Regions from separate parts of the Homo sapiens genome. Here region 2 is linked to region 1. Evidence: chromatin loops called from intact Hi-C (ENCODE). Cell type or tissue: Caco-2. All regions are shown on one strand. Links, peaks and the distances in the headings refer to the core of each region. The heading gives the core; the rest is flanking DNA.

What was found. Hi-C counts contacts between places; a loop is a spot of excess contacts. Peaks named below come from ENCODE experiments on the same cell type or tissue, not always from the same donor. Only the 100,000 strongest peaks of a DNase experiment are listed, where the experiment ranks them.
Region 2: a loop joins it to region 1, with 30 times the contacts of the local background. A loop is called at or near these places in 7 of 110 quality-filtered maps.

The regions. Positions count from the first base shown.
Region 1 is chr22:26,311,616-26,327,676 of GRCh38, reverse strand. It overlaps SEZ6L (seizure related 6 homolog like), which reads right to left. Exons shown (of 17, transcript NM_021115.5): 8 at 15,715-15,909; 9 at 13,775-13,913. Among named protein-coding and RNA genes, the nearest start is that of SEZ6L-AS1, 73 kb to the right of the region's middle. RefSeq lists an enhancer at 5,785-6,751. In Caco-2, for the core only: no CTCF peak of the experiment used is centred there; no DNase peak of the experiment used is centred there.
Region 2 is chr22:26,170,183-26,186,207 of GRCh38, reverse strand. The region is part of intron 1 of SEZ6L (seizure related 6 homolog like); the gene reads right to left. Among named protein-coding and RNA genes, the nearest start is that of SEZ6L, 8.7 kb to the right of the region's middle. RefSeq lists an enhancer at 14,828-15,767. In Caco-2, for the core only: a CTCF peak has its summit at 13,617; DNase peaks (open chromatin) are centred at 11,657 and 13,607; H3K27me3 peaks cover 115 bases.

The DNA of each region.
Region 1 (16,061 bases), core at 4,607-12,606:
AGTGTCATGTGGTGTGGGCGTGGTGTGTCATGTGGTGCGTGTGGTGTGTGTTTAGTGTCATGTGGTGTGTGTGGCATGTGTGGCATGTGTCGTGTCATGTGGTGTGTGTGTGGGGTGTGTGTATGGTGTGTGGTGTGTGTGTGTAGTGTCGTGGGGTGTGTGGCGTGTGTGGTGTGTGTAGTGTCATGTGGTGTGTGTGAGGGGTGTGTGTGTATGGTGTGTGGTGTGTGTAGTGTCATATGTGTGGTTTGTGCGTGTGTGTGTGTGGTGTGTATGTGGTGTGTGTATGGTGTGTGTAGTGTCATGTGGTGTGGCATGTGTGGCATGTGTGTGGTGTGTGTGTGGGGGTGTGTGTGGTGTGTGTAGTGTCATGTGTGTGTGGTATGTGTGGGGTGGTGTGTGTGTGTGGTGTGTGTGAGGGTGTGTGGTGTGTATAGCGTGTGTGGTGTGTGTGTGGTGTGTGGTATATACTGCCACACACACACAGACACGCACGTGTGCAGAGGGCGGTGGGCCGGGGCTCTGCATTGCTGGAGGAAGAGTTGACAGAGCTTCTCCCAGCAGAAGCTGGCAGTGGCTGGGGTCGCCGCTTCCTGCCATTCTGCGTCCGCATCGTGCACATATTCTCGAAGGCCTCCCCTGGCGAAAGCCCTGGCGTGGCCAATCCGAGCGGCCAGAACACCCCCAGGAAACTCCACACAGGGGCCGTCCCCGCCTGGCGTGGGAACTCCTCCAAGAAAAACGAACTTTGAAACCTGGAGGGCTTGTCCCAGCTTCTCCCCGGAAGGCCCCAGAGGGGTTTGCAGGGGCTTCCCCAGGCCTCGGCCATCACAGGACCATGCCAAGCCAATGCTGCTGCCCCTCTGCCTCCTGCCTGGCTTCCTGCCACCTCGGCCCACCTCTGCCTTCCTCCCAGGGGTGCTGTCTAAACAGCAGGTCTGACTACACTGCTTGCCTGCTCAGCTCTCAAGGGAGGCTGGCTGCCTTCAGGATGAAGTCGATTCTACTCTGTGAAGCAGGGTTGAGGGGTGATGAGGGGTGTGAGGCTGGCACTCCTGGGTCTAAGTGGCAAGCCATTTCACCCCTCGGAGGAGGATCACTGTCCTCATCTATTACATGGAGAACAAATCGTGTGACTCTCCTAGGTTGCTTTGAGAATTAACTAAGAGGTAACGTGCTCAGAACAGAGCTTGGCACAAAGGTAAGGGCACGTGAGTATTTTGGCACCACAGTAATCCATGTGAGTGATGATTGTCATCTCCAGACCTCTGATAATTGGATGCAACTCTAGCCACATGGTATGCGCTCAATAAACACTTGTCGAATAGTAAGTTCAGGAGGACAGCGCATGTCAGGGACTCGTAAAACAAGCAGTCGTGTCTCCCTAAGATGTCAGGTCTAATTGCATTCGAATGCCTTGAGCTTGTAGGGGTGCACCGACAAGGCAATGTCCAGCTCAGACAGACAGCAGGTCCCCTCCCAAGTAGGCTCTTGCAGTCACCAAGGCGAGAAGAGCGTGGCGTGGCCAAGGAGCAGAACATGGGCATGTGTTGGTGGAGGACCTAACCCTGGTGCTTGTGTTTCCAAGTTACCACCACAATCCCCTGCAAATCGTGGGGGAGAGGAAGCTAATCAGTCAGGTGGGATACCTGGGTAGGACCTGTGTATGGATTCTCTTCATTCCTACTGTAACACTCAAACTGCAAGCTCAGAGGGATCAATGTGTGTGTGTGTGTGTGTGTGTGTGTGGTGTGTGTGATCGTGCAAAGGAGCTCAGTTTGTACACAGGACCATGGGCCATGGAAGGGATTAATCGTCATCACAGCTGCCAATTAAATTGTTGAGTGTGTGTAATGTACTAAGCCCTTGCCAAGTGCTTCTGCACATGGTATGATTTCATCATCTCAGAACTCGAAGAGATGGGTACCATTGTTATTTTCATTTGAAAGATGAAAGAAACCGAGGTCCAGAGAAGTGGGGTGACTTTATCCAAGGTCACACAGCCACTCAGTGAAAGAATTGAGACTAGAACCCAAGACTTCTTACTGTAGGTGAAGGCTTTTTCCTGTCCCTGAAGGAATTCAAGATCTTTCCAGAGTGTCTCCCACATGCTGAAAGCATCATGTAGGGAAAGAAACATTTTCTGAGTCTTCTATATGCCAGGCACCAAGCCCTAGGTGCAAATCTTGTCTCTTATTCTTCCTAGCTGTGAGATTTTACACAAGTTCCTTCAGCTCTCTGAGCCTCGGTTTCCTCGTCTGTAAAATGGGGATAATGATGCTCAGATCTCATAGGATCATTGTACACAGTAATATCATTTGGAGCTTTGGGCTGGGACCAGGAGACCTGAGTTCTAATCTCCACTCTTCTATGGTCATGGTAGCTTGAGGGCAAAAATGATCCCAAAGCTTGGCCCCTCTCTGTATCCACACCATACCTCTGGGTTGGCCCTTGCTTTGTAGCTTGCCATAGGATATGGCAGACGTGCGGCTGTGCCACTTCCTAGTGTGGGCTCAAGAGGCCTTGAATGCATCTTCTTCCTTTCTTGAAACTCTGGCCAATCACCATGGGAACAAGCCCAAGCTAGCAATTGGAGGATGAGAGGCACATGGAGCAGAGATGCGTGTCTATGTCAATCCCAGTCTATGCCCACCTAGACCACGACAGCCAACCCATCCCCAAATACATGAAGAAGGCCAGTGGCTGCCCATAGACCCACCTGCGAGCCCAGCTAAGACCAGAAGCACAACGCTGATCTCTAGACTCGTGAACAGAAATACATGCCTGCTGTTTTATGCCAGTGAATTTGGGGTGGTTTGTTATACAGCAATAGCTGACTGATAGAGTGGTCTTGGGGCAATCTCTTCCCATCTCTGGGCCTCAGTTTCCTCATTTGCAACATAATGGAATTTGGGCTCTATGAAATTTTCTGCTCCTTCTCTAATTCCTTCGAACTTTTGGCTCCAGGGAAATCCTGTCTCCTCTTGCTAATGGGCCAGAAGATCTGAGTTCAGCCAGTTTTATTTTTGTCGTGGCCATTTCTCCTGTGATTTTTGCTGATATCTGGAAATCTATTCTCCCAGGGCTAACGTTGTCCTCAACTCCTGAATCTCTCTCCTCCTTTCCTGGCTCTCAGGTAGAATTCTTACAGTCCAAAGCAGCTATATCTCTGTTTGAAGAACTGAAGTGCCTCTGGACAAGGCACTTAATTTTTAGGGCTTGGAATTAACTTAGCACAGAACAGGTTGGCAGCAGCTGAAGAGGACTGTTCTGCAGCTATCAATCATATGGTTACCTGGGTTTGTTATTAGGCCCTTTTATTTCCTGGTTAGAGAACTGTGCTGGGGCTCATAAACAGGGAGCAATGTTGGGAACTCTGCAGAGGAGCAAAGGAAGGCACGCTGGAGCCTGATTGAGACTTTTTCCCTGCAGAGATGGATGTATGTTCGCAGTAGATGTCCAGGAAACGGGGAGCAGGAAACACTTTGAGCCTCAGTTTCTTCTTCTGTAAGATGGAGCTCGGAATTTCTCTCATGTGGAGCACTTCCCTACCGTTTGTGTGTGTGTGTGTGTTTGTGTGTGTGTGTGTGTGTGTGTGTGTGTGTGTGTGTGGTTAAAAACTGGCTTTGGTCTTAGAGACCTGGGTTCAAGTCCTGACTTGGCCACATCCTAATTGTGTGACCTTGGGCAAGCAGTTTCATCTCTCTCAGCCTCAGTTTCTTCATCTGTACAAAGGAGTAGTCACACTGACGTGATGTAGATATTGCATAGGGTACTGATATTGCATTGGAGAGTGAAATGAGTTACTATAGGTAAAAAAAGCATGTAAAGACTGGCACATTGTAAGTACTCAATGAATGTCAGCTGTTGGTCTTTATCATCATCATCATCATCATCATCAATGAGATAATGTGTGCCAGTATTTAGCATAAAGTCTGGGATATAGTAGGGGTAAAAGTAGTGTTAGCTATGGTTATCTGCCTATCTTGTGTCAGAAACCTTATGTTATCTGTTATTTTAATTTTTACATTATTTAATTAATTTACACACCCACCTTCTCTGTCTCTCTCTTTTTAGAAACAGGGTCTCACTATGTTGCCCAAGCTGGTCTCAACACCTGAGCTCAGGTGATTCTCCCACCTCAGCCTCTCAAGTAGCTGGGACCACAGCTGCAAGCCACCATGCCTGGCTAATTTTTAAATTATTTGTAGAGACGGGGTCTTGCTTTGTTGCCCAGGCTGGTCTTGAACTCCTGGGCTCAAGCGATCCTCCCATCTTGGCTTCCAAAAGTGCTGGGATTACACGCATGAGCCACTGTGCCCAGCCTTACCGTCTCTTTCATTCAACAGATATTTATCAAGCACTTTCTTTGTGCCAGACACTGGGGATAAAGTGAACAAAATATCCCATTGTGGGTGCAGGCACCAGCACCTTCAATAATCTGCCTGAGGCCACAGAGCTGGTGAACATCAGGATGCACTTACATGCACCTCTTTTTGACTCTAGGCGCTTTTATGTCTCCTTGGCTGCAAGGCATCTTCAAGGTTGTGGCCCCCGTGCTGAGCTCTTGTGGCCACAAGCAAGTTGTCTTTCTGGTCCTCTCTTGCTGTGTGATACTTGCTAAGTTACCTGCCCACTTGGGGCCCCTCTCGGATCTTCTATTCTACGATGCCTTCACCAATGTTAGTTCCCTTATTCTCCTTTCCGTAATTTATTTTGAGAGTTGGGGAAGGGGTGTGGAGAGAGAATGAATGAGAGAGAGTGAGAGGAGAGCAATATGAAAAGGCCCTTAGGGTTTAAAAGTTTCTGTTCAGTTGTGTTTTTAGAGGAAGAGGCAGATTTCTGATGGAGCTGGGAGGGATACGTGGTGGGTTAGGGAGGCATTTGGGGTGTGAAGAAGGTTTAGCCTGAGGGCTCCTGACTCATCCCAAGTTGGTGCAACCTCCTTCTTTCCTCCAACACCAACAATGTGGGGCAGATGGTTGTAATTGATGCTGTGATTCAGAGCATTCATTTCATGCCTAATGGTCACTGTCATCACTGCTTGAATCCTTTGCTCACGACACTTTTCTCCCATTAACTCCGGGCAACTGGCACTCTTCAAGATTCCTTCTGGATGTCACCTTCTCAGGGATATTTCCATAATTCACGGAGATAAATCTAGTTCCCCTCTACCTCCTCAACTCACCCTCCAAGCCACAGGACTTTGCTTACATTTTGCCAGGCTGTCTGTTTATGGCTATGTGTCCCTTCCTGAACTTTGAGTCCCTACAGGCCTGGGAGCCTTCCCGTGTCGCTGCTACATTGCCGAGACACACAGCTGGTGCCCCGAAAGCTGTTCAAGTCAGTGGAAGTGGAGGCTACGGTGTGTGCTCCGTCTTTACTAGCTGTGTGACCTGAGGAAACCACGTAACCTCTCTGTGCTGTCATACCCAACCCATAAAGTGGTAATGATAATATCTGCCTTATCTGAGGATTCCTGATAATAGTAGTCTCCATTTATGAAGCACCAACTATGTGCCAGATACCATGCAATGTGCTTGGCATACATTATCTCTAATTTGGGTAATTACCCTTCTGTAATTATCTCTACCCACATTAGCTCTCATTTATGTAATTATTATCTCTGCATAATAATGTTCACATTTATTATTGCTCACGGACCTAAACGATGCAGCTCAGGGCCTGCCTAGCACATAGTAGGTTTTTAATAAATGGTAACTAATTAGAACCGCCATGGCCACGGTATCAACAGACTGCCCAGTAGACGAAGAGGGAGAGAGATCCCCTCTCGCCTGGGAAATGTGGCTTACGTCCTCATTCATGACTCAGCAGACAGCTAAGTCATGCGCCTACTATGGGCCACCTACCCAGCTCGGTCTGCAGTGCACACTCCCTCCCCATCGTCGATGTGAAAAATAACAATTGCAAACACTTAGGAGGGCTGAGGGGCCCGGAGGATGGAATTATTTTTACTATCAAACCCAAATTGGTTTACTAAAACTGTCAGTGGAAAACCAAGCAAGATAAATTAAACCCAGCAGCTCTTGGGCCTCACGTAACCCTGGCTGTTGAGATGCTATTTTCACTCCCTCTGTGGGAGGGAGGAGGTGCCAAGTCCAGATGCCACTCTGCCAAGTGTGTGCCAAGCTTGTCGGCGTGAGCCTCGGGCTGGTGACCAGAGGACTCAGCTCCCTTCTGCAAAGCTTTAATCTCTTTAAGTGCTTAAACCCTTTTCCTGCTGCCCAATTTGGGGAAGCCCAGACTCCCTAATGTGGCCTTCAAGGCGCTGCTGAGTCGCATTCACCGCCAGGCTGTCCTACTTCATGGACGCACCCTTGAACTCCAGACACACAGGGTCCTGGAGACATGGCAAGTGGGGTTAAAGTCCAAGCTCCGCCAGCTTCTAGCTGTGCGATCACAGGCACTCTCCCACCACCCCGAGCCTCAGTTTACTCATCTGGAAAATGGAGATAATAACAGAACCCAAGGCATGTGCTTGTCGTGAAGATGTCTAGGATGTAACTGCTTGGGATGTCCTAAGTGCTCAGCAAATATTAAATATCATGGACAATTAAGAAGGGAGCTGTGCTTTCCTGCCTCTGGACCTTAGCACATGCTGTTCCTTTTGGCTGGAACACTGTTCCCCTCCATCTCTGCCCATCTTCTCTCTGTCTTTCAGGTCTTAGCATAGATCAGGGTTTCTCTGCTTCAACACCGTTGATATTTTGGGTCAGCTCATTCTTTGTGGTGGGGACTGTCCTGTGCATTGTAGGATGCATAGCAGCATCCCTGGCCTGTCCCCACTAGATGCTGGGGGTGCTCTCCCCCGCACCCTCCCATTGTCCCAACTAGAAATGCCTCCAAACATTGGCAAGTGTCCCCTGGGGCAAGATAGACCCTGGTTGAGAAAAACTGACTTAGACTTTACTGTTCTCAGGAAAGCTTCTCCCTCACATTCTCAGCCAGGCTCACCTTCCCTCGCTCTGGGCCCCCAGAGTGCTGTATTTCCTCTTGCTGGTGCTGTATCAGCCTACAACATGGCTCCCCGGGGGCGGGGCTGCATCTGTCTTGCTCACTGCCAGGGCCCAGCCTCAATGCCTGCTACATAGTGGATGCTCAATAAATATATGTGGAATCGATTTAAACTTGCTCAGTGACAAAAATGACAGTCCTCACATGTCCATGATGATTAAAACTGGGACTGAATTGATTTTGATGTCACTGCAAATCCTAAGGCCCCGGGATGACACTGGCTGCTTGTCCTAACGCAAGTCGTGACAGCTGCCTTGGGGAGGGCGATGCCCCCCCTTATTGGCCCCATTCTGAGCCTGTCTGTGGTTCCGTCATCACTTTCTGCTTGGCTTAGTGTCCAGTGCTCAGAACACCCGGGAGAATGATACAGGCTCCCCAAGCCCCACGGCACTTGGCCCTGAACTCTGCCAGCATATCTCAGCATCACTGGATTGGGGGACCTTGAAGTCCCCCTCCCGCTAGATATTCTGATTCTAAGGTCCATGATGACACATCCTTTGAAACTATAACCCTATAAAATATTCTCTTGGGGAGACCTCCTACTTCTATTATTTAATACTTTACCTGATAATTTTTAGCCAAATGTTATTTCTTATCAACCAGGTTCCCTGTCATGTAATAAACCTGTACTTACTAAAAAATGGAGGCCATGTCCCCAGAAGGTCTTTCCATATTTTTCTGACCCTCTTTTTTCCCTCCACGTGCATCATAGCCAGCTGAACATAAATTTGGGTTCAAATTCTCGCTTTGAAGCCTCATGTCTGTATGATCCTGACAAGCTACATTTACTTCCTTGCCTTTTATTTATTAAGCACCTACTATGGGCCATGCACTGGTCTATATATTAGGGTTACGGCAGTGAATAAGACAAAAAATAAACTCCTGCTCTTCTCCTGGAGGTGACATTCCAGGTGGAGGTGTGGGAGTTGAAATACTTCAAGATACACCACAATGCGTAGTGTGTTAGGTGGTGGCAAGGGCTATGGAAGTGAAGCAAAGTCAGAGGATGGAGAGATGGGGAGCAAGCTCTGCAGATATTTGGGGCAGAGCATCCCAATGGCAGGGGAGACAGCAGTGCAAAGGCCCTGAGGTATGCGTGTGGAATGGCAAGAAGGCTAATATGGTCAAATGTACCATACAGAAAGGAGAAGAGAGGAATAAAGCGATGCTGGAGATGTAACCAGAGCTAGATCCCATAGGGCCTTTTGTAAGAATACTGGCTTTAAGTCCAAATAAAACAGGGAGCTATTGCAGAACTTTGAGCAGAGCATGGGTGCTATGACTTCGGTTGTAACAGGATCACTGAGTGTTGGTTAAAAAGAGGGGGCAGAAGTGGGAACAAGGATATCTCAAAGGCCGTTGCAATAACCCTGGGAAGACGCAGTGGTGGCGTGGACCCTGCAGGTGGCAGTGGAGGTGTCAGAACTGCTTGGACTCTGGGAAGACTTTGACTTTTGAGTAGAAGCAATGGAATTTCCTGAGGATTTGGCTACAGGGTGTGGGAGAAAGAGAAAGGTCCAGTTCACAGTGAGTGTGCTGGGCTGGGGGCAGGCTCATACGGGCTTGTAAGAGCTAATGGTCCAGGCATTTGGAGAGCCTGTTGTCATTATGTTGGTATATTAAAATGGGTCATGGTGGGAGTATTTACACCGTGGAAATTGACAGATGCTACAAATCAGGGTGTGGCCCACTGTGCCGCCAACTTGTTAAGAAAGCCAGCACTCCACTGGGCCAGAATAACGCCAAGGTTTCTGTTTTGTCGTTGTTTGATTCTTTCCCCCAAGCAACTGATGGAATAGATCATACCTTACACATATGAGAAAGATGGGGGTAAAATAAGTATAATAGATAAATAGATAAATAAATATCTCCCTATAAGTAGATATAGGGAGGGAGAATCAGGAGTTTGTCTTTGAATACATTTCATTTGAGATGCCTCTTAGACATCCAAGTGAAGTGGTGAGGAAGCAAGAGGATATAATTAAATGTAATAGTTGCAACTACTTCATGGGATTAATCCAAAGAACAAATAATACAATTTATTTTTAACTTATATGAAGTAAAAATTAATGTTAGTAAAGACCTTACAAATAGTAAGTGCTTAAAAACATGAATTTCTTCATTGCTGCAATGAGAAGGGAGCTTAAACCCTCAATCACCTTAATCATTTGCAAGGGTTGCAAACTGGTGGTCCTCAGTTTGGATTCAGCCAGTAGGCACTTTTTTTTTTTTGGAGGAGGGGATGCTATTTTTAAAAATTGAAATTATGGCCCGGGGCAGTGGCTCACACCTGTAATCCCACCACTTTGGGAGGCTGAGGCAGGCAGATCACTTGAGGTCAAGAGTTTGAGACTAGCCTGGCCAACATGGTGAAACCCCATCTCTATTAAAAATACAAAAATTAGCTGGGTGTGGTGGCACACGCCTGCAATCCCAACTACTCATGAGGCTGAGGCAGGAGAATCGCTTGAACCCAGGAATCGGAGGTTGCAGTGAGCTGAGATGGCACCACTGCACTCCAGCCTGGGTGACAGTGAGACTCTATCACAAAAAATAAAATAAAATAAAATAAAATAAAATAAAATGGAAATTGAATTTAAATGATTTTAGATAGGGTATGTACTTCCTAATTCATCGCAGACCCCTCCCCTCCATATAATCTCACAACAGCTCTAATTCCGGTATTTGTGTTGCCTGGCCCTTCATGATTTTGGATTTGCAACTACCCTTGATTCAAGGTAGCCCATCATCTTGCAGAGGAGGAATCTGAGGCCCAGAGATGCTAGGTGCTGGGTCCAGGGCTGCTGAGGGCATGGAGTATCAGGGCAGGGAGGAAGGAAACTGAGGGCCCTCTCTCCTGGTCAATGCTCAATCTACGATTGTGAAAATGTTCAGAAGAGAGAAAGCCTGCCCCCGCTGCAAGGGCTCCCTTCCTGATGCTAATGCCAGTGGCTTGGCTTTGGGGAAGCTTTAATTGCATGAGGTTCCCGGATCGGCTGCTCCATTGCATGCATGCTTAGTGGTAGAAATAAAACCCAATCTGGTGTCAGGCTGAAGGTTAATTGAATATTTGATGCCTAGAGATGATGAAAGTAAAGATTCCCATTTTCTTGTTTCCTCCTCTAGACCTCTGGCACCAAAGGGAGATGTGGGCCCGTCTTATTTAAGCAAAACCACCCATCTGGGAGGCTCCCTGTGAGGCCAGAAGAGGCAAGCCAAGCAGAAGAGAGGGGATTATAGATGACTTCATGGGGCCTGGGGCTGGGTGGGATCTTCTGCCAGAGAAGCCAAGAACTCAGGAGTAGGTCGTACCTTCTCTTGGCTGAAGACAGGTAGTTTTCCTGGTAACTTCTGGGGGAAGGAATTCATAAGCTGGAACCATAAATTTATTTTTATGGACAAGGACAAGGGGGCGACACAGAAGGCTTCCTAAAGGATGCAGCCTTAGAATAAAGTTTTCTATGTGAAGCTTCAGCTAAGAAGACCCCAGAGCTTCCCTTTGATCCATTCCCTCTGTAGTCTCTACCCACCTGCCATGCTTTGCTCCAGCCACATTAAACTTTATGTCATTAAGTGGGTCACACTCTTTCATTTCCAGGCTTTGTAGATGTTTTGCAGATGTTCTCATCATGTAGGTAGGACATTCTTCTTCCTTTCCTGTCCTGTCCTCCCTCCCTCCCTCCTTCTTTCTTCCTTTCTTTCTTTTCTTTCTTTCTTTTTCTTTCTTTCTTTCTTTCTTCTTTCTTTCTCTTTCTTTCTTTCTTTCTTTCCTTCTTCTTTCTCTCTCTCTCTTTCTTTTCTTTCTTTCTTTTTTCAGAGTCTCACTCTGTCACCCAGGCTTAAGTGTAGAGGCATGATCTTGGCTTACTGCAATCTCCACCTCCCGGGTTCAGGTGATTCTCTTGCCTCAGCCTCCCAAATAGCTGAGATTACAGGCACCCACCACCACGCCTGGCTAATTTTTGTATTTTTAGTAGAGGCGGTGTTTCACCATGTTGGCTGGGCTGGTCTTGAACTCCTGACCTCAAATGATCCACCCACCTCAGCCTCCCAAAGTGCTGGGATTACAAGCCTGAGCCACCATGCCTGGCCAGGACATTCTTCTTTTCCCCTCGTCACCTGCCTACCTTCTCTTTCATGCTATTATAGAAGCTACTTCCTCCTGGAAGCCCTCCTGATTTCACTCAGGTGCCCTCACCTGCCTGTCACTGCTCCTTTCACACTGCATTTACTTTCTTACCTGCCTCACCTGCTAGGCATGCAGGGTGAGGACTGCCCTGTTTTTCTCACAACTGTATCTTCAGTGCTAAGCCTACTGCTGGCACACGGTAGGTACACAATAATTTTTTCCCTAGAGTTAAGAGAGACAATCCATTCCATTCTTTCCAATATGAATTTTACCACTGAAGGAACAACCATTAGAACCTTTCCAGCACATAAAATTGTGCTTGGTTGATAGTAGACACTCAAACAGTTCGGTTGGAATGAATGAATAAGCATCTTATTCCAGACTCTAGAAGTCAGAGAGAAAGGAATGGGGGGAAGAGGATGAGGTCTATTTAATTCAATTTGAATTTTTATTTTTTTTTGAGACAGAGTCTTACTCTGTTGCCCAGGCTGAAGTAGTGGTGCAATCATGGCTCACTGCAGCCTGGAACTCCAGGGCTCAAGTAATTGTCCCACCTGAGCCTCCCAAGTAGCTGGGACTACAGGTGCCACCATGCCTGGCTAGTTTTTTTAATTGTTTGTAAAGATGGGGTCTCACTATGTTGCCTAGGCTGGTCTCGAACTCCTGGCCCCAAGTGATTCTCCTACCTCAGCCTCCCAAAGTGTTGAGATTACAGGTGTGAGCTACCGTGCCCAGATGAGGATGAGCTTTATTGAGGAGTGAGGCAATGGGCTAGGAACGCGTAAAATCTGCCTCCAGCAGCCACAAAGCACTGATGTTCCAAGACCCCCATTACAGGAGAGAAAAATTGAGGTCCAGAGAGAGGCGAGAACAGGTGAGCCCAGCCCAAAGTCACATGGGAAGGAGGTGGAATTCTTTCTTAGATTGGCCTGGCCCCAAGTCCACAAGGGGCAGCTATTCAAGCTGTGTAAGTCTCTGACTCCACTGGAGAAGGAGGTTCTGGGACAGCCTCTGGGGACACTTCTTTTTTTTTTGAGACAAGGTCTTACTCTGTCACCCAGGCTGGAGTGCAGTGGCATGATCATGGCTCACTGCAGCCTCAATTTCCCAGGCTCAAGAGATCCTCCCATCTCAGCCTCCCAAGTAGCTGGTACCACAGGCGTGTGCCACCACATCCAGCTAATTTTTATTTTTTTGAAGAGACAGGATGCCTCTATGTTGTTGGGACTGGTCTCAAACTCCTGGTCTCAAGCAATCCTCCTGCCTCAACCTCCCGAAGTGTTGGGGTTGTAGGCATGAGCCACCGCACCCAGACTAAGGACACTTGCTGTGTCTAAGGAACAGCCTCAAAAGCCGGTCACTAATAATTTGAAAATAATTTCTCTTTCTCTTGCAAGGTTCCTCTGTAGAGCCAGAGAACTGTGAGTGCTGCTTCCCCAGGCTGCTGGGTTTCAGCACTCTCTCCGCCCCCAACCACCCTCCCGTCTGCCACCTGGGTCTGTCAGGAACCCTGTATTCTGCTTTCTCCAGGCACCACCGTCTGTCTTTGTCCACTTCTCACCCCCATCTCACATGGGGCAGTGGAAAGAGCATGACTGAGAAGCCACAGAAGCCTGAATTTCAGCCCCGCTGCTCGCTGGCTTTCTGGGTGGCCTCCCTGCACCTCTGCTGCCTTCTCAGACAGTGGGGTTAATGACCTCCCAGGGGGGGTTCTCTGTGAGAATTACCTAAGATAGAAATGCTTAGAGCAGTCACTTTTGCATCTGGCCCAGAGTAGCTGCTTCCCTGCAAGTGTCACCCTCTTGGGGAGCTAGCGGGGAACATTCTGGATGGAGAATCTAATGGTTACCCCCTGTGAATACAGGAAACCCAGCCGCACAGCTAAGTAAGTCCGTTCATTAAAAACATTTTTTTTCATTCAGCAATCATTTCCTGAGCATCTACTGTGTATCAGACTCTGCGTTAGACTGTGGAAACAGAGGGTAGTCAGACCCAGCCCCAGAGGAGAGGACCTTCTGGTCTAGTTGAGGGAGACAAACAGGAAAATAAACAACTGTAGTCCAGTAAATGGGTGTTACAGTGCCCCCTTCTTGCTGGCCACACTGGCCATTTGGTCCTTTGAAAATGAGATGCTTGCCACAGGGCCTTTGCACATTCTGTTCATTTGGGATGCATCACTCCAACTCATCTTTTAGTTCTGAGCTTTAGTATCAGATCCTCGGGGAAGACTTCTCTGACCTTCCTTTTTATATCAAATTCCAGTTAAAGAATCTCATAGCACCATTAACCTCTCCTTACATCACATATTGAAGTTAGAGTATGCAATTATTTGTGTATGTCCTCATTTCATATTTGTTTCCTAGGCTGAATTTCCCAAAGATAGGGACTCTCTCTCTCTCTCCTCTCTCTCTCTCTCTGTGTGTGTGTGTGTGTGTGTGTGTATTTGTGATGCTGTTCTTGGTCTCACTATGGGAATGCCTGTTCTCTGCATAGTCCCGGCACATAGTAGATGCTTAGTTAATATTGGTTGAAAGAATAAAGCAGGAGCAATTTCTTTCTCAATCTCCCAAATTTTGCCAAATTAGAGGGCCACCCATTTTAAACACTCACAACTGGATATCTAAGAAGATCCGTTTCTCTTCTCCCACGTGGATCTTCCAGATACAATCTTCACCTTCCACGTAGGGCTCGGGCCAGTTTGGGGACAATACCACCCCAGCCACAGCAGAGAGCTCCCCACCACACATGGCTGTAAAAGACAGACAGGCAAGAAGACGGACTTTATTTGTAAAGAAGTCAATGTGGCATAGCGGCTAACCATGTGGGCTATGAAGTCAGACAGCCGTGAATCTCTGTGTACTGTGGACAGGTGTCTTCACCTCGGGCAGCCAGCACGTGTGTGTGTGTGCGTGTGTGTGTGTGTGTGTGTGTGTGTGTGTGTAATGATTAAATGAGAGCTGGCCAGCTGCCTACCTTGCACCTGAGGGTTGGTAAAAGTTGGGCTAAGAGGTGCTATTGCTCTTTCAAGACCAAGGACAGAGCTCAGTGGTCAGAATGACTCCTCAACAGCCTCTGCTCTTTTGCGGGGTGAGTAGTGGCTAAGAGACCGCCCACTCAAGTTAGGTGGTCCCGGGGTCCCAATCTTGCCTCTGCTGCTAACAGGCTGTAGGAGGAGGTATGTAATTTCCCAGAGCCTCAGCTCCCTTTCTCTACAAAATGGGGGCAATACCACTGCCAACCTCATTGGGTTATTTTGAGGCTTAAGCTCATGAATGTCAAACATGCTGCACAGTGTCTGGCACATGGTAGCTGCTCGATAATTTAGATAATGTTGCTATGACAGGTCCCGGCCCTGAACTGGAAGCAGAGATGTGGCTGCGGCAGGTGCCCTTTAAATTCTACTCTGTGTTTACCACTTTGGAAAGGTCTCAACATGGCAGAGGCCAAAGCACCAATAAATTCCGCTCTGTTAAATCGGCACATTTAATATAGGGATCAATCCCTCACCATGGCAAGGCTGTGATTTCACACCAACTGCCATTGAGGCGGTGGCTGCCAGGAGTGAGGGCACCTTTCATTACTCCACATGCCAGCAGGAGACCCAGGCTCAGGGTGGCTCAGCAGCCTTGAATATGGGGAAACGGGCCAGGTGCGATGGCTCATGCCTGTAATGCCAGCACTTTGGGAGGCCAAGGTGGGTGGATCACTTGAGGTCAGGAGTTCGAGACCAGCCTGGCTGATATGGTGAAACCCCGTTTCTACTAAAAATACAAAATTAGCCGGCTGTGGTGGCACACGCCTGTAGTCCCAGCTACTCAGGAGGCTGAGACAGGAGAATCGCTTGAACCCGGGAAGCGGAGGCTGCAGTGAGCCGAGCGAGTCTCTGTCTCAACAACAAAAAGAATATGGGGAAACTGGCAGGACAGTCCACTGCAGCCTGTGTAGATGAGGGTTCTACAACACTGTCCAGTGGGGCTCAGAGCACAGTGCTCTGAGAACAAAGAGACATGAGTTCCATTCCTGTCCCTGCCAATTCCCCTTGTGTGTTCTTAGGCAGGTCACTTCACAGCATTAGTTTCTCACCTACAAATGGGGCCGATACAATCTACTTTATAAGGCTATGGTGAGGTTGAAATCAGATAATGCACACACACTCTTAGCAAAGTGCTGGTAGCATAATTATTACACACCAATTAAGAACTATTATTGTTCTTATTAATGAGGTTATTGCGTGGGTTGTGCACTGCACAAGCATGCGTAGCAGAGGGAGTATTTAGGAGCTGAAATCCATGCAGTATTCAGCTCACTAAGCTGTGCACTGTGGGACCTATGCCTGGAAGAAGGTGCACCTTCTAAAATTCACCCATTTTGTAATTTTCTCAAGACCAGCAGCAACCCTGAACCAAAGGACAGTGAACCCTGGAAAGGGTTCTAATCCTAAAGTTGGTATGAAAACTGGGGACAGGCCTCTAAGCTGGGGCCTTGGTCTTCTCATCCAAAGGGTGGAGATCCCTGGGGTGCCGTGGGAAGAGCGTTGTGGATCCGCTCACCTCTGCACAGGGGCTCTGTGTCATTCCAGTATGGGTCCCGCACATTGATGCATTCGATGATGGCCGGGCCCTGCTCCAGGGAGTGGCCGGGGTCGCAGGTGAACTCCACTATAGTCCCAATGTTATAGGTCGGGTCGGATGTAGTGAAGTTCCCATTCTGGATGTAGGGCTCATAGCAGTGGCCTTTCTCAAACGCTGAGGAAGGGAAAGAGAGGCAGCAGTTCAGATGATGCAGGGACTACCCCACGGTGCTATATTTCAGAAGATGGGTCCCCTGTGCTGTTTAGAAAAGCCCCAAAGAAAACAGGTACCAAATTACGTGTCCTGGTTCCAGCTGACGTGTTGAG
Region 2 (16,025 bases), core at 8,026-16,025, 140 kb after region 1:
CCAAGCCCAGAGTTGAATCCTGAGTGTCCACAGGTCCCTGGCTCAGCCGTTCCCCTGCAAGTGTAGGAGCGGAAAGGAGGGCTGATGGTAGCAATAATTCATGTCAGGGAGGCTGTCCCCGGTGTGCGGCAAACCTGTGCTTGGTTCATGGGCAGCCAGGGTGTGATCGATCACACACTTCACAGGGCACATTTATTTGGCTTATTAAAAGAGTTAACTAGATTTTCAGGGAATAGAGGAGGCAGGAGAACAGGGCTACCTCTGGGGAGGGAATATGGTGGGCTAAGAGTAGATTCCCACCCCTATTCGTACTACAGAGAGGTGGCAAATTCTTTTAAAGTCACATAGACACAGATATGCATGCAGGATCTTACTAGCTGTGTGATCTTGAGAGAACTGCTTAACCTCTCCAAGCCTCAGTGGTTCCTGCTGTAAAATGGAAGTATCAGGCCCCACCCCACTGGTCTCATATGTGGCTTAAATGAGATCATGTGAGTAAAGGGTTTAGCATATGCCTGGCATATAAATGGTGGACATAATTATCATGAACAAAGGAATCATAAAAGGTCATGGCTTGGGGGTCGAATCATCCAGGTGAAGTTTACTGATGGCCTCAGAAAAATCCAGAAGGCAGCATGTATAGCTCAATCATGGGTCCGACTCAGTAGGCAGGGGTATAGCTGGGTTTCTGGGTCTTTAAAAGCTCTTCATGTGATTTTAACTCATAGTCCATTTTGGAAACTATGATTCAGCCCAGGCCACTAAATTTAGAGATGGAGAAACTAAAGACCAGAGAGGGACAGAAATGGGCCCAAGGTCACACAGCATATTTTTGGCAACCGTGTCATCTCCAGAACTCAGGTCTCTGACTCTCACTGGGTGGTCTTTCTGGTAATTCATGCTGAGAAATTATATGTCAGATCAAGGTGTCTGGCTGTGGCTGGTGCCCCCAAGGGCAGTGTGACAGAGGGATTCCCATTCTCTTTGAGATTCTAGATGCTCTCAGAATCCCCCAGCTCTCTTTTTAACCCCTTCACATACATAGTGTGCATTAGAATGTCTGAAGTTCATTGGAAGCCCTTAATCTTGTTTACTATCACAGATTTGTTTTGTTTTGTTTTGTTTGGACAGAGTCTTGCTCTGTTGCTCAGGCTGGAGTGCAGTGGAGCGATCTCAGCTCCCTGCAGCCTCTGCCACCTGGGTTCAAGCAATTCTCCTGATTCAGCCTCCCAAGTAGCTGGGACTACAGCCATATGCCTTCATGCCTGGCTAATTTTTGTATTTTTAGTAGAAATGAGGTTTCACCAGGTTGTCCAGGCTGGTCTCGAACTCCTGACCTCAGGTGATCCACCTGCCTTCTTAGCCTCCCAAAGTGCTGGGATTACAGGCGTGAGCCACCACAGCTGGCCTCTATCAGAGATTAATAAGCCTAAACTTTTTTTTCTTTTATTGTAGGAGTAGACCATTGTTTCTACCCCATTATGCAAACATTGAATGATCCGCATGCTTTGGGGTATGCAGCCCAGCACACAAAATATTAATGAATATTTATTGAATAAATGAATGAATGTTTTGGGCCAGTAAATGAATGAAAGATCACAGGGAGTATACATTTCTTGAGGGCTGGCACTATTAGTTTTTGTTCCAGCACCTACAGCAGAGCCCACAAAGTAGACATTTATTAAATATTTGCTTCTTGGGGTTGAATCAGTGAATCAGATTCTGAATTTCCCATGGCCTAGTGGGAAAGAGAGATGCATAAACAAATACTAAGACTAGAGCAGGCTCGTTACTATAGCAAGGGTACCAGCCTGGTGCCGTGGAAGCATTGTGGCAGAAGTGGGGTGGAGAGGGAGGCAGGCATCTGGTTAGGGATCCCAGAAGTGGGGTAGAGGGGCACCCTTGCTTGGTACTAGACACTGGGGTAGAGGGAACCAGTGAAGACAGCCTGACTTGGGGGAATTCTAGGCCTTGTTTCAATCATAGCAAAGACACCCAAAAAGGAGAAAGGCAAGTGATAGGCCAATATGGGCTGCATGCTGACATTTTGTAAGAATCAAAAGTCTATATGCCCAAATTGAGGGTCATTCTATAAAGTAATGGGTCTGTTCTCTTCCAAAATGTCAATGTCAGGATAAATAAAAACCAAGGCACTGTTCCATGGTGGAGTTTCTCTGACCCTCAGTTTGCTGAAAAACAGAAGTAATTTTCCATAGTACTAGGTCCTCGGAGTTGTTTTTGACAATCAAATGCAATAATGGATATCCTTTGCCACGTGCTAAGCATAAGAAATGACTATTTATTTTTATTATTACTTAGAATAAAACTACCCCAGGACCCAAAGGAATTAATTTGTTTCTGGCCAAACCTCATTAACTGATTGTCCAAGTTTATGCTTTATGGAAATAGTGTGCATATTATTTATATCTATACACATGCTCAGCTGCATCTATATAATTCTCTGCAGTTCTGCTCAGGATATATTTTCCCACATTCACAAAAGAAGGAAATGCCAACATATTGTTGCAATAATTGAAGGCAGCAACGTCGCTCTCAGCAGGCCCCGTTGGAGTTCTCCTCTGCCTCTGTGAAGTCTGGGATGGTTATTGGAGGTTCTCTTAAAGTGACACATTTATTTCACCCATTAAAGGAACATCAACTAGATTTTTTTTTCTTGTTGAAGTTAAGGAAGATCAAACGAGCTTGCTTTGTTTCAATAGCAACTAGGGCTATAGGGAGTGGTCCCAGAAATTCATGGCTCCCAACCCTGGTCCCTTGGAGAAAGTTGCCCCCTGCCCGGAAGTCATCAGGACAACGTAGAAGTGAGGAGAAGACAGAAGAAAAGAACTTGGTCCTACCTGAGTTTGAAGAATGGTTAGATAAGTTCTTGAGGGCAAGGATATGTTTTGTTTCTCTCTGTATCCCTAGTACTTATCAAGTGATTGGTACAGAGTAGAATGTCTGAAATAAAGAGAAAGTAGGTCTTGGATGAAAGAATAAAAGAGTCACAACTCCAGCACTGCTTAGCCATCTGACCTCAGCTTCTTTATGTATAATCAAATGGCTGTAAGGCACCTTTGAAGGTTCTGCTAATAATTAAGCAAGATTCTGTAAATGAAGCCATTAATAAGGATTCTAGTGCATTATAGGAGTTTGTTTCCTTCTCAGCCTTCCCAGGGGTCTGCTTTCTTTAGAAACAGGGAAGGAGTCTGGTGGAGACACAAGCACTGTTGTCTGGAAGCCCCTTGCTAAGAAGTTGCTCCTGACGTCACTCATTCACAGATGGAAAGGCTCCCGGCAGACAGGCCACGCCCATGTGGTGCCTCCTCTAGGGTTTTATGGCTGATCTGAGATAAAATTTGATTATAAAACAACAGCCAGAGAATGATGGATTTACTCACTTGGACCCCTGCCTTCTGCTTGGAACTTCCATTTTATCAAATGAGATAATAACATACCTTAAATTGGGAAGGTGTGCATAGATGTGGTTGTTGTAAAGTCAATGCTCCTCGTTGAATTCCCACAGAATGTTTTCTCTATGGGGATCATAAAATTGTAAATTCTGTTCTAGCTGGTTATTATACACCAGGGCCCCTTTCCTGTATCAAGACACTTGGGAAAGGCCATGCATTCATTTATTCACAGTAGTATCTATATTGGGTACCTAATTTGTGTGTCAGGGACTGTGCTAAGCTCTTGATCAAAAATTCCTGATTTTTGTCTCACATCAACTCAATGAAAAAGGTACAGTTAGTTATTTTCCTTGCACATGCTATTTCCATAAAGCACAAATATCTTGCCAAAGTTATGCAGCCAGTAAATGATAAAGCTGGGATGCAGAGTCAGGCCTTGGACCTTAAATTCTGAGGTCTTAAGCACCATCATACACCAAATGAGCACCTGCTGACTATCTGATACGCCAAGCACTGAGCCAAATATTGGTGACCTAGACGTGAGGAGTTTCTAGTCTGCAAGGAAGACAGCCATTCATTCATATGCATGCTAATAAGAATCATTTCTTGCATACTAATTAAGAACAATAACACTTCAGCATTTATTCATTCGACATGTCTGCACTTATTGAGTTTCTACTATCTGGGAGATGTAGTGTTGAGAGGTGGGGATTGGGAGGGAGATAAAACAGTGCCTGCCTTGGAGGGACCTCAGTCTAGAGGGGAGAAAGGCTTTCAAACACATGCACCTATGGGGCAGTGATTAATAATGATAATAATGCATTCATTGTAGGGCAGCCATGCGTCTCACGACTGAGCTCTTGCTGTGTTCTAGCACAATTCTAGGTCCTGAGCTCAAAATAACTTCATGTGGGTACACAATGATATGCATTTTTTAGAATTTCTTGTAATATCAAGTGGACAAGATACATTGCATACTTAATGATAATGATATAATATGTTATTATATATTACATATACTGTATAATTATTGAACTTCTGCTACGTACCAGCCACTATTCTACAAGTTTTACAGAGTCACCTCATAACTCCTCACCACAATCCCAGGATGTAAGTCCATTTATCATTTTCATTTCACAGTTGAGGAAATCGAGGCCTAGAGAGGTTAAGTAATTTACTCAAGCTTACACAGTCGGATTAACAAGAGAGGCTTTCTTTAAAAGCCACAACTACAAATAGCAACAACAACAAAAACTTTGTTTTTAACCCCAACTGAAGTTAAAGTATGCAAATTAACCTGGCATATCATTTTTTACTTATGCCATAAATTATGCAAATTTCCTTTCCTGAAGCCCTGGAAAACTAGGCTTGATTCCACATATTTTACATTAATTTCCAAGGTGGTTGGCCCCAAGTTAGCTTTCCACTCTGTTAAACCTGCTTTAAAAGGGGGCATAGAAGGTGGAGGCCTGATCAGAAGTCCTTAGGGAATGAAAAGTCTTGGGAGCTCTGTCCTTCTTCCTCTGCAAATTGATTCATAGTTTGGTGGCATACTTCCATATTCAGGGCTGCCACATATGGCAGCATAGGTTGTATACTGCTTAATTCCAGGGGTACCATTCACATACACTGCAGTATAAATAGCTCCCTCTGGAGTTGTGCAGGATAGTAGTGACATGCATTGCATTCTCTCTATCCACCCTGCAGAGAGGGGCAAGGGAAGAATTCTATTCTCATTTTGCAGACGGAAACTGAGGCTTGAGGAGATTCAGTGACTTGCCCCAGCATGACACAACACAGAATTGGCAGAGTGGGGATCCACAGTCAGTCCTACCTCAGTCCTAATCCTGTGCTGAGTCCCCCATTCAGAATGCTCACTCTGAGTACATTGTTCTAAACATCTCTCCCTGTTTCCATAATATTAAAACTTTGTAGAAAAATGGTTACCAAAACCATGCATGGAGCCACATTCTGTGTTCCTACCAACCTCCCTTATTGCTCTTAAATCCACTGTCATCATTCCAGATGAATCTCTCATGGGAAAAGGGGAGAGCTCCTGGGACCCCACCTTGAGGCTTCTCTTCATTTTCCACTCCAACCTGATTTTCAATGCCTGGATCACTTTTAAATGTCTAAATACACCAGTTTATGAGGCTCCTCTTTTCTAGCTCTCTATCACCCACAACTCCTACCCTAAATTATTTTTTCCTAAGTCATTTACCCAAATAATGTGAAGACTGCACATTTTTTGCAAAGACTTTTGTGTTCTATGTCCAAACACTTTTGAGTCATAGCTGAAGACTGCATATCATTCATTCATTGATTCATCCATTCACTCATTTATTCAACTGAATAGCTAAGAATAGAGAGATAATAAAAGTCAACTCCTAACCCCGAAAATTTCATTGTACAGCACGGAGGGAGGCAAGTCAACAGATAGTTACAATGATGATAGGATTCTTCCCAGTTTTCTCAGATGTGATTATCAGACAGGCCACATCTTGATGAATATGTGTCTTAACTGGCAAAAGGGTTGCAGAGCCACATCCTAAAAATGAGAAGAATTGAGAAGCAGCTATCAAGGCCAGCAGTGAAAGTGTGTGAGACACCATCAGTGGCGATTGCTGTATCCCAAGGTATGGTTTTGTGTCACATGGCATGCTTCCCATACCAGTTAGAGATGACTGGATTAAGTATGAAGAACCAACCTATTGCCCAGTTGCCCAGTACAAAGGACTGGGCAGAAATCATTTGTGCTCTCTCCATGCTGTCCAATATGGCGGCCATGAGCCACACATAGCTACTGGGCACTTGAAACGTCGCTAGTAGGACTGAGGAACTCAATTTTTAATTCAATCTGATCTTAATTAATTTAAATTTAAATATCTACATGTGGTTCATGGCTACCATATTAGAGAGTGCACATGTGGTGATTATGCTGGAGAAGCCATAATAGCGAATGGGTAAGTGGAGGTGATGAGAGATCTATGGTGAGTGAGCAGAGGAGTTAGGCAATAGAGAGGAAGCCAGAATGAACAGATGCGTGGGGAGAAGCAGATGCATGCAAGAGAGAAGTGGAGAGAGTCCTGGAATGTTCTTGGCTCAATATTTGCAGTGTCCTTAGAGCAAACCTTCTTATTCTTCAGCTATCCTGAATGAGTCTTTGTTCTAAATGCCTTAGACCCTTTTTGGCTTCTACAACAAAATACCATAAACTGGGTAGCTTATAAGCAACTGGACATTATTCCTCACAGTTCTGGAGACTGGGAAGTCCAAGATCAATGTGCTGGCAGATTCAGGGTCTGGTGAGAGCCTGTTTCTTATACATCACAGCTTCTTGTTTCAACATTTCTACCTCTCATGGTGAAAGGGGTAAGGTGTGTCTCTCCATTTGTTGTTTTTTAAATACAAGGTCTTGCTCTGTCACTCAGGCTAGAGTGCAGTGGTGCAGTCATAGCTCACTGCAGCCTTGGACTCCTGGGCTGCAGTGGATCCCCCCATCTCAGCCTCTTGAGTAGCTGGGACTACAGGCATATGCCACCACACCTGGCTAATTTTTAGAATTTTTTGTACAGATGGGGTTTTGCCATGTTGCCCAGGCTGGTCTAGAGCTCCTGGCCTCAAGTGATCCTCCTGCCTCAGCCTCCCAACTGCTGGGATTACAGGCACGAGTCTCCACACCTGGCCTCAAGCCTCTTTTTTTAAGAGCACCTATTGCATTCATGGGACCTCTACTTTCATGACCTAATCAATTCCCCAAAGCCCCACTGCTAATACCATCAGCAGAGGGGTTGGATTTCAACCTATACATTGGTGTCGGGGGAGGGGACATAAATATTCCAACCATAGCACTATACCACAAAAATCACATTAGAATATACTATTTCCTCTCTTGGAAGCCATCGCTGACCTGAGAATCAGCTCGGTCCATCAGTAACAACAGCAACTCATAATTCCCCTCTTCATCCTCATCACTACCACCCACTCCCATCATCTCAGAGTTAAGTGACTTGTTCAAGATCACAGCATTAGGTTTGAACCCATATCTCTTGGACTCCAGGGTCTGTGTCTTTTTTATTATGGTGTACGGCTTTGAAGAGCCCATTCCATTTTGGCAATGTGAACTCACCAATTTATGACACTAAGCTAAACTGGGAATAGGTGAGACCAGACAAGGAAACTGACACCCAGAGGCTTATACCCACTAAGACTTGTCCTGAGCTCCAGACCCCAGGTGCTATACTGTATCCACCTACCTTGTTCTAATCTCCAGCCCCAAAACATCACCAGTCCCTACTACTTGCTCCGGGCTGGCACCAACTACATTAGCTATGCCTCACTCAATCCTTCCCTGCTCTCCACATCCCAGATCCCCAGTGGGTTTCTCAATCAGCCACTATCCATGACCCATGGTGAGAGTGAGGAAGCCTAGGAGGGATACCTAGCCTGGGCCTTGGGTCTCCTTGAGCCTCTTCATTTAACTCTTGCTTGCTTGACTCAAGCCAGATGCTTGGATGGCACCATTCCCCGGTGCAAGCTTATCTGCTGGTGCCTTGAAGATTCAAGTGCCAAGTCAGCAGAGGAGGGAGCTATGGCTTGATTTCCACTTCTACCAAAGCCTCTTTCATGCAGTCAGTCTTCCATGGCCACATAATGTAAATGTCCCATGTGGGTAATAGACGCCAGTGGTTTACTGAAAACAGATACCCTTAAAACTTCCATTGCCACACTCCTTGGGTCTCAGGACATAAACTTGAGAGGGATAGGGATTCCATTTTTCTTGAAAGTAGGTGGAAGTCACTTTAGCATGGGAGTCAGAAGACATGAGTGAGGGGTTCAAGTCCTGGCTCTGCCACTCACAGTTGGGACTTTGAGTAAGCCCTTTCTTGTCTCTGGGTCTCTTTCCTCAATAAAATGAAAATATCAGGGAGAGGATTGAGGCAGATAAGAATCCCAAATAACTGCTAGAATCTGATTAATATTACAGACACCAAGGAGGCCTACTCTAACTATACAACCTCTCTCCCATATCATATTATCCCTGAGAAGTGGGCAGATCATAGACCCTCACTCCTATGCAAGGCCCGGTGCCAGCTCAAGGTGACAAAGTGGCTTGACTAAGGATACACATCTAATAAGAAGCAACAGACTGAAACCCAGGCTGCTCTGACTCTAGAGCCTGGGTTTTTATTCACTTTGCTATACTGTCCCAGTTTTCAGCTGGGCATTTGCTGTTTTTGCAGCTGCCAGAGACCTAAGAGAAGGCAGATTCAACAATAAGCAGTAGGATGTCCAGAAGGTTTCTGCTTTGAAATGAGCTTAGGCACAGGGCAAACAATTGCATCCAATATTTCCTTTGGAAAGAAAGATGGCTTTAGTGAGGACCCGATGAATGGCCTATCTTGTGGTTTTGTGTTTGCACAAAGGTTTTTTCTTTTCTCTTTACAAAGTGTATTTCTCTCCTCCCACTTTTTAATTTTTCTTTCTCTTCCTCCTTTTTTGTAGAGTTACTTAGTGATTCCACATCTATTATCTCATTGGTTTTCCTCTACAGCAATCCTATGAGGTTGGACACTATTATTATTCCCATTTTTCAGATAAAAAATCAAGGTTTATACAGGCTGCCTAAGACCACACAGGATAGGAGAGTCAGGAATTAAATTCAGATGTCAGGACTCTAACTTCACCTCCCCAAAACTAAGATTAAGAGGAAAAGTCATTTAACATAATGGGTTGAGAATTTATACCTGATTAGATACAGGCTAAGGGGCATATGAATGAGTAAGATTCAGTTGAGGTTTTCTAAGAGTTCATTGTTTAGGGGGAGGGAGTTATGTAAATTGGCAACTCAGGCATTATCAGTGTATGAATTACCCATAGTAGAGGGATAAAATGTGATAAGGGGTCAAGAGGATCATTCATAATTGGCATAGACAGGAGAGAAGCAAGAGAAGACTTCACAGAAAAGGAGAATTAGGACTGGGTTCTGAAGGATGAATAGAAGTTTACCAGGTTAATAGTAGAGCAATAATGGCAAATTTTTATTGAGTGCTTGCAATGAGCTATGAATATGCACATATATTGACGAGTCTTAACAATCTTGTAATGTAAATCTAATCCTCTCATTTTATATATCAGGCCAAAACAGGCCTAGAGAACTAAAGTAAATAGCTCAAGATCATACTGTTAAAATCAGCCAGTTGGGAACTTGATTTAGTCCTCTCTACACAACCAGCCATGCGCTCCTCTAGGATGACAGTCCAGGCTGCAGGAATAGCATGAGTAAGATGAGAATAAGGCTCACGCACAAGCCATCAAAGTAGGTATGAAAGAGGCTGGGATAAACTGTTTTCTGTCTCAGAAAGCTGACTTGGGACACCTGGCATTTGCCACTGGATGAGAAAGCATCTCTCCTCTTGGAGTCCTGTCAAACCACCTTGATCTCCAGGCTTGCATCAGCTCTCCATTTCCATTTTGCTCTGTGCTATGTGATACCCACATCTTCATGCCCCAGTATTTAGAACAAGCGTGGGCTTTGGAATCAAAAGTTCTGGGGTTGAATCCTGACTCCACCGCTCATTGTCCATGAGACCCTGAGCAAGTGCTTGTACCGTTCTGACCCAGTTGCCTTATCTGTAAAATCTAGTTTATCATACCACCTGATAGGAACACATGAGGATCAAATACGTGAATACAGGAAAAGCACAAAGACAGCCCCCTGGCACAGAGTAGGTCCACAATCAATGGCAAACAGCAGTGTTATATTTGCTATAATGCTGGCTATAACCAGCCCAGGAAGAAACACATGGGGGTGTTTGAGGTCTTCAGCCTTCCATGCCAGCACTTACTTCCTCAAGGACTGATTTCTTGGTATGTGCAAAGCATCTTAACTCTCTTGTCCCATCCCAGCCCTGTAAGGACAGCTTGATGAATGTGGTAGTGATTATTGTGATCCATTTTACAGAAGGAAAAATTGAGACTCATAGATAGGAAATGGTTTAGGTTAGGTCCTGAATTTAGGGGCTTACAGAAACCAATTTTATACAATGTGAGTTCTCCATTAATGGTTGGGTGACCTGGAAACTTGAGAAATTGCAAGCAGTCACATAATCTCGGTGTCAACCAATGAACCAGCTGGACTGCTCACTCTCTTTTACGAGGTCTTCTCCTTTCCTCAACTGGAAAGAATAATCCCTATGTTCATCTTTTTTGGGAACTACTGAGGGTTGGTTTTGGTTTCTGTCCTGTCAGTGTTTGGAGTTTGGTGCACTTACCCATCCAGACTATCTGCACATTAATGGTGAAACGGTCTTTCTCACACATTTCATTTAGAAATACAGAAGGACCCAGCTTGGAAGGCACCAAGGATTTAAACCTTACCTATGCATAACTCAGCTTCTCTAAGCCTTGGTTTCCTCATCTATAAAATGAAATGATATTGTTAAAATTAATTAAAATAACCAACGTAAGTGCCTGAGATATAGTAAATGCTCAGTAACTATAATGATTGTGAATTAGTTGCCTATAAATAAAATTGTAACCTGTTTTACCTTATGACTCACTTCAATTTGACCAGCTTTACTTAAATGCTTGCTATGTGTGCCAGGGACTGTGTTAGGCATTGAGTACACATCCCATGCGCATCTGGCAAACACACACCATCCCTTCCTATGAACCATCAGAATCTGCATGTGGTCTTGGGGAATGCAGGATATAAAAGGTAGTAGTGGGACTTGATGTCATGATTCTGACACCAGCCTGGATCTGAGGCTGGACTTCAATCCCTTTGTGATGTTAGGCATTGCTTAACCTCTCAGTACCTCAGTTTCCCCAGTCCATACAATGCAGATAACAACTGCATCTCTCTCATGGGCTATTGTGAGAATTCTCTGCACATATCTATATAAAGCACTTATTATAAGGCTTGGCACAAAATCAACACTCAATAAATGCTGTTTGCATTGCTTAAACTCAGTCCTTGCCATGTTCTAGTAAATTATATCTCGTGCGTCCACTGACCTCCTCCCAACTCACCATACTTTTACCCTTTCCTCAAAGCAGTCCTATTCCCTGCCCTGCTCCCTCTTGTCACAGCCACCAAAGGGATGCTTCTAAGGAACTACAGTAACCAGAGGATTATGCAAACATGCAAATCCACTAAAGCAGTGTTTACCCAGGGTTGTGTGATGCTGTCTGTGCTCAGCAGCTGGGCCTCGCTCCCTTCTGAGAAGATTCCTTCGGTGTCATCACAACCTCTAGTGGACAACAGCGAACACCGCGGCTCAAAGTCCTTTGTTCCAGCTCTCGTCTACCCAGCCCGTGAAGTTCAGGGGAGAGCAGGGAGGACAGGCAGGTCCGACAGATTATCTTTTTTTTGAGCGTGAGCATGTGCACCTGCCTACTTTCTCCTCCCACTCGCTCCTCTGTTTCCTCTCTCCAATTCCGCGGGGGTGTGATGTGTTCTGAGAGTGAAGCCTTCAGGATTTTCCCTATCCTACTGTAGAAATTTCTCCTCTGGCTGCTGGTACCTGTCCTATCCCCTTCAGGGCCAGTTCAAATGCTACGTGCTCCAGGAAGCCTTCACTGACCACCCCTGGTGAGAATTAAACACATCCACGTGAGGTCCCATAGATGTCTGATATCCCCCCACCAAAGAACTTACCACATGGCACGGATGGTAGTAGTTTACCTGCAGATGTCTCTTGCTAGGCTGCCATTACTGGGGCAGGAGCCTTATCATATTATAGTACTCCAGCACCCAAAACAAGGTCTACCGCATGCGTAGTGCTATAGATCAAATGTCTGTGTCCCCCCTAAATCAATACGTTGATGGCCTTATCACCAATGTAATGACATTTGGAGGTGGAGCCTTTGGGAATTAATTAGGTTAAAATGAAATCATAAAGATAGGGCCCCCATGATAAAGATTAGTTCATTTCTAAGATGAGGAGACCCGGGCTCTCTGTCCCTCTTGGCCATATGAGAATTCAGCTAGAAAGTGGCTGTCTGCAAAGCAGAAAGAGAGATGACAGACACTCACCAGATACTGAGTCTGTTGGCGCCCTGAGCTTGGACTTCCCAGCCTCCAGAAATGTGAGAAATAAATTTCTGTTGTTTAAGCCACCCTATCTAAGGCATTTTTGTTATAGCAGGTTGAACTAAGACACATAGGAAGTGCTCGGTAAATTCAAATGAATGAATGAAAGGGCAAATATCTTTTTCCAGAAGACTTGCTTCTTATGTCTTCTTCCCAACCATTAACCTGCTCTCCTGCATCCGCTCGATCTCCAGTACCATGAACTCTGATTCCTGATGGTAATATTTAGGTTCAAAAAGAAACAGCATGAGAGTTTGGAAGGGAAGGGTGTCTGCACCAGGCAAGGTCAAATTCTCATCTGCCAAAGGTGAGAATACAGGTAACTGGAGTTACTCACTATGCCCTTCAACCCCTTTCTACTTTAGCCTGAATTATCCCAATATTTACACCAACATCTGCTTCATGCCAATCGCAGAGATTTGTTTTCTTGGTGTCTACTAATAGGAGCAGTTTGCCCTTTGGAAAGCAGGGAAAGAAAGAAATAAACATTACTTGAGCACCTACTCCGTGCCAGCTGCTTTTACATGCATTATGTAATCCCTGCAGCCATCCTTCCAGGCTGGTATCATCAGTCCTCCTTGCCCTGCCCCCATTCCTCAGATGGTGAAATGGGAGTTCAGATAAAATAGTTCTGCTGAAGGCCATGTGTTAATAGACAATGGAGCTGGCCTCTGGACCCAGGTCACTCTAATTATGGAGCTGCACTTCTTTTCCTGGACTTTATAAATCTAATTCCAGTGCCCAGTTCAGTCAAACTCCCCAGAACAGCCTTTCCACAGCCTCTTGGATGTTTTGCAATTTGGCTTCATGAAGAAAACTGCAAAAATACAAAAAGGGCAGTTGGATTGACATTTTCCTTGGAGCATTCTCCGGGCTTCTTTTTACCTTTTCTTTCTCTTTTTCACTGCGTGTGTCAAGGGTGACCAATAATTTTTCTCTGAGAAACAGTAATAAAATGTAGTAATCAGAAAGAGGGAGGGGAGAGATGATAGCAAGGCCTCCAGGCTGAGAGGAGCTCCATTCTGCTGACCTTTGGTGTTGCACACACCTGGTTGTTCACAGGTCAGAATTCCCCTCTCTTCTGCCCTTAGTCGCCAGCTAGATCTTGGAGCGCCCCTAGTGGAGGTCTGCACAGTAGGTATATTGGATAAATTGTCTCTGGACAGAATAGGAGGGCCAGTAAATCGAGCTCATTTGAACAGCTTGCAGGAATGGACTTGTAAGCAAAAATAAGAAAACAAGCCACTCTGATCAGAAAATATCCTTTTGCCCTGGAAGGGGAAGGAAAGGAATGTAACATTATTTTCTTAATACCTAACTGAGCCATATGAACACAAGATGAATCCCTCAAGCTTAGATACGGTGGCCCCTGGCAGGAACGGGCAAAACTCTATGGAAAATAATGCCAATCCATAATGAAAATAGTCTTTAAGTGAATCTAACCACAACACACGTTAGAGACTGGGGAAGCAGCAAATTTGAGCCTTATTGAGCAATACTGAATTTGCCTTATTAATTCAAGAGAAAAAGAAAAGAAATTATTCTTAGGCTTTGCAGTCTTTGCATGTAGTTACAATTATTCCCCATGTGCATATCTGAGACAATAAGGAGGCTCTTCAAAAACAAGTTATACTTTATACTTATTCATGCCTTACAGCGAAATGGCCCAGAGAACCACGTGACCTGCATCAGAATGTAGCAACAAGTCCCTTTTGAGTATTTACAAATCCCCTCACTTCACCGCAAGCAGAAGAACTAGTTCGCAACAACGAGTTAGGTGAATGGTTCTCCATCTGACATTAGTGGATGTTGGGCTCTACATTAAAAATAGAATTTATTGTGGAAGGTCAATTGTCTCCAAATGCACCATCAGACTCGGCAATGCTCATTGGCCAGTATCACTCCCTCCTTATGACTCAGAGTCAGAACCACACACTTATTAATGAGCTTTCTGAAGTAGCACATCAATTGACTTTAATTTGGTGGTGACCTGAAGTCAATTTAAAAAATATGCTGGCTAGCCATGGTGTTGAGCAGTTGGAAAAATAGTATGAAATGTCTTAAAAATTAAAACACACACATGTCTCCCCCTGCTCTTACAATGTGTTTGCAGCCCGTGAAGGAAACAGAATAGGAAATCCTTGTCTTAGATGACAATTCAATACGTGCCATTAAGACAATTTTTTTTTCCCTGCAAGGTGGTGTATTGGAGAGTGGAGTTCTCAGAGGTAGAACTGCTTTAGAAAATCCAGTAAGCTGCTGGGTAGATTCAGGTTCTTTTTATATGTGTGTTAGTCACAACACAGATTCAAAAGGGGGTGGGGGAGGGAGAGCTGGACTCAGTTCAAGGCCACCAAGCCATTGTTAGAAAGAGACAGCTAATTAAGAAAGGCCATGCTGTGGTGGAAACGATTTGTTTAAACCAAATCTCTTTCCCTATCTTTCCCAGAGAAACTGTCCAGACCTGGTGTAAATTGTGGACATTATTGCCCCATAAAAAAGGGGTGGGGGTTCTTCAATGATATGCTTTGTTAAACAAAAGGTGATGAACAATTTCCTTTGCTCTGCACTCTGGGCTCTACATTTAAAAAGACGGGGAGATGGGGGATAAAATGCCTGATTTATGCTGAGGGGGGCACTCCAGGCCACCGGGAAGGGTTGAAGGGAAAGGGACCCAGAGCCAGGGCCCATGGAGCTGAGAGCTGTCCAGGGCCTTTGGTGCTGAAAGCAGGTGCGCGCGCTGGGGGTCCAGAACTCCCCGGAGAAGAACACCGCCTGTCCCCCAACTCCGAGTCAAGACGGTGCAAATGACAGAGGCGGAGCCCCAGATAAGCATAGTGCCTGCGCTCCCTCTGTCTTCAGCCTGGGCAGACCCTGCAGCTGTCTGCTTTTTTACACGTGAGGAGCGCATTTCTGGGACCTTGCAAGAAGGCCGGGTCCTGTGGCCAACTAACCCTCCCATTGATTTTCGGGTCTCCTAGGTGCCTGAGAAAACCCCCGAAGCTCTGAGGGTTAGCTTTGGGTGAGTTAGGCGTTGCACCCCTCTCTCTATCTGGCCCTCTCCCCCACCCATAACTTTTCCTGGGGTACCTTACCGGGGTGGAGAGAGGGTATGGTTCCAGGTCTGAGAAAGAGGAGCTGTCATTCTCTGCTAAATTTGGGCCCCTCTTCCCCTTCAACAAACACGTGGTAGATGAAACTAACACCCCTCACCCCCCATTCCTAACAGTGATCAGAGATGCTAGGCAGTAGGGGAGAGAGTAGAGGGGAGCCCGTTCAGGTTCCCAACTGCTAACTAACATCTCTTCTCCCTCCCCTACCAAGTTCTCAGAGCCCTCAGCCCCCTCCACCGGCCTCTAGCGAAAGCCACACCCAAGTCCGGTATCCTGACGCTTGGCTGAGATCGATCCAGGAACACAGACCCTCGGGGTAGCCTGAACCAAAGGAGTCAAGGGTTTCTGTGGTGTCGGGGGGAGCGGCAAATGCACTGTTTGAGTCTAGTCCTCAGTTGCAGG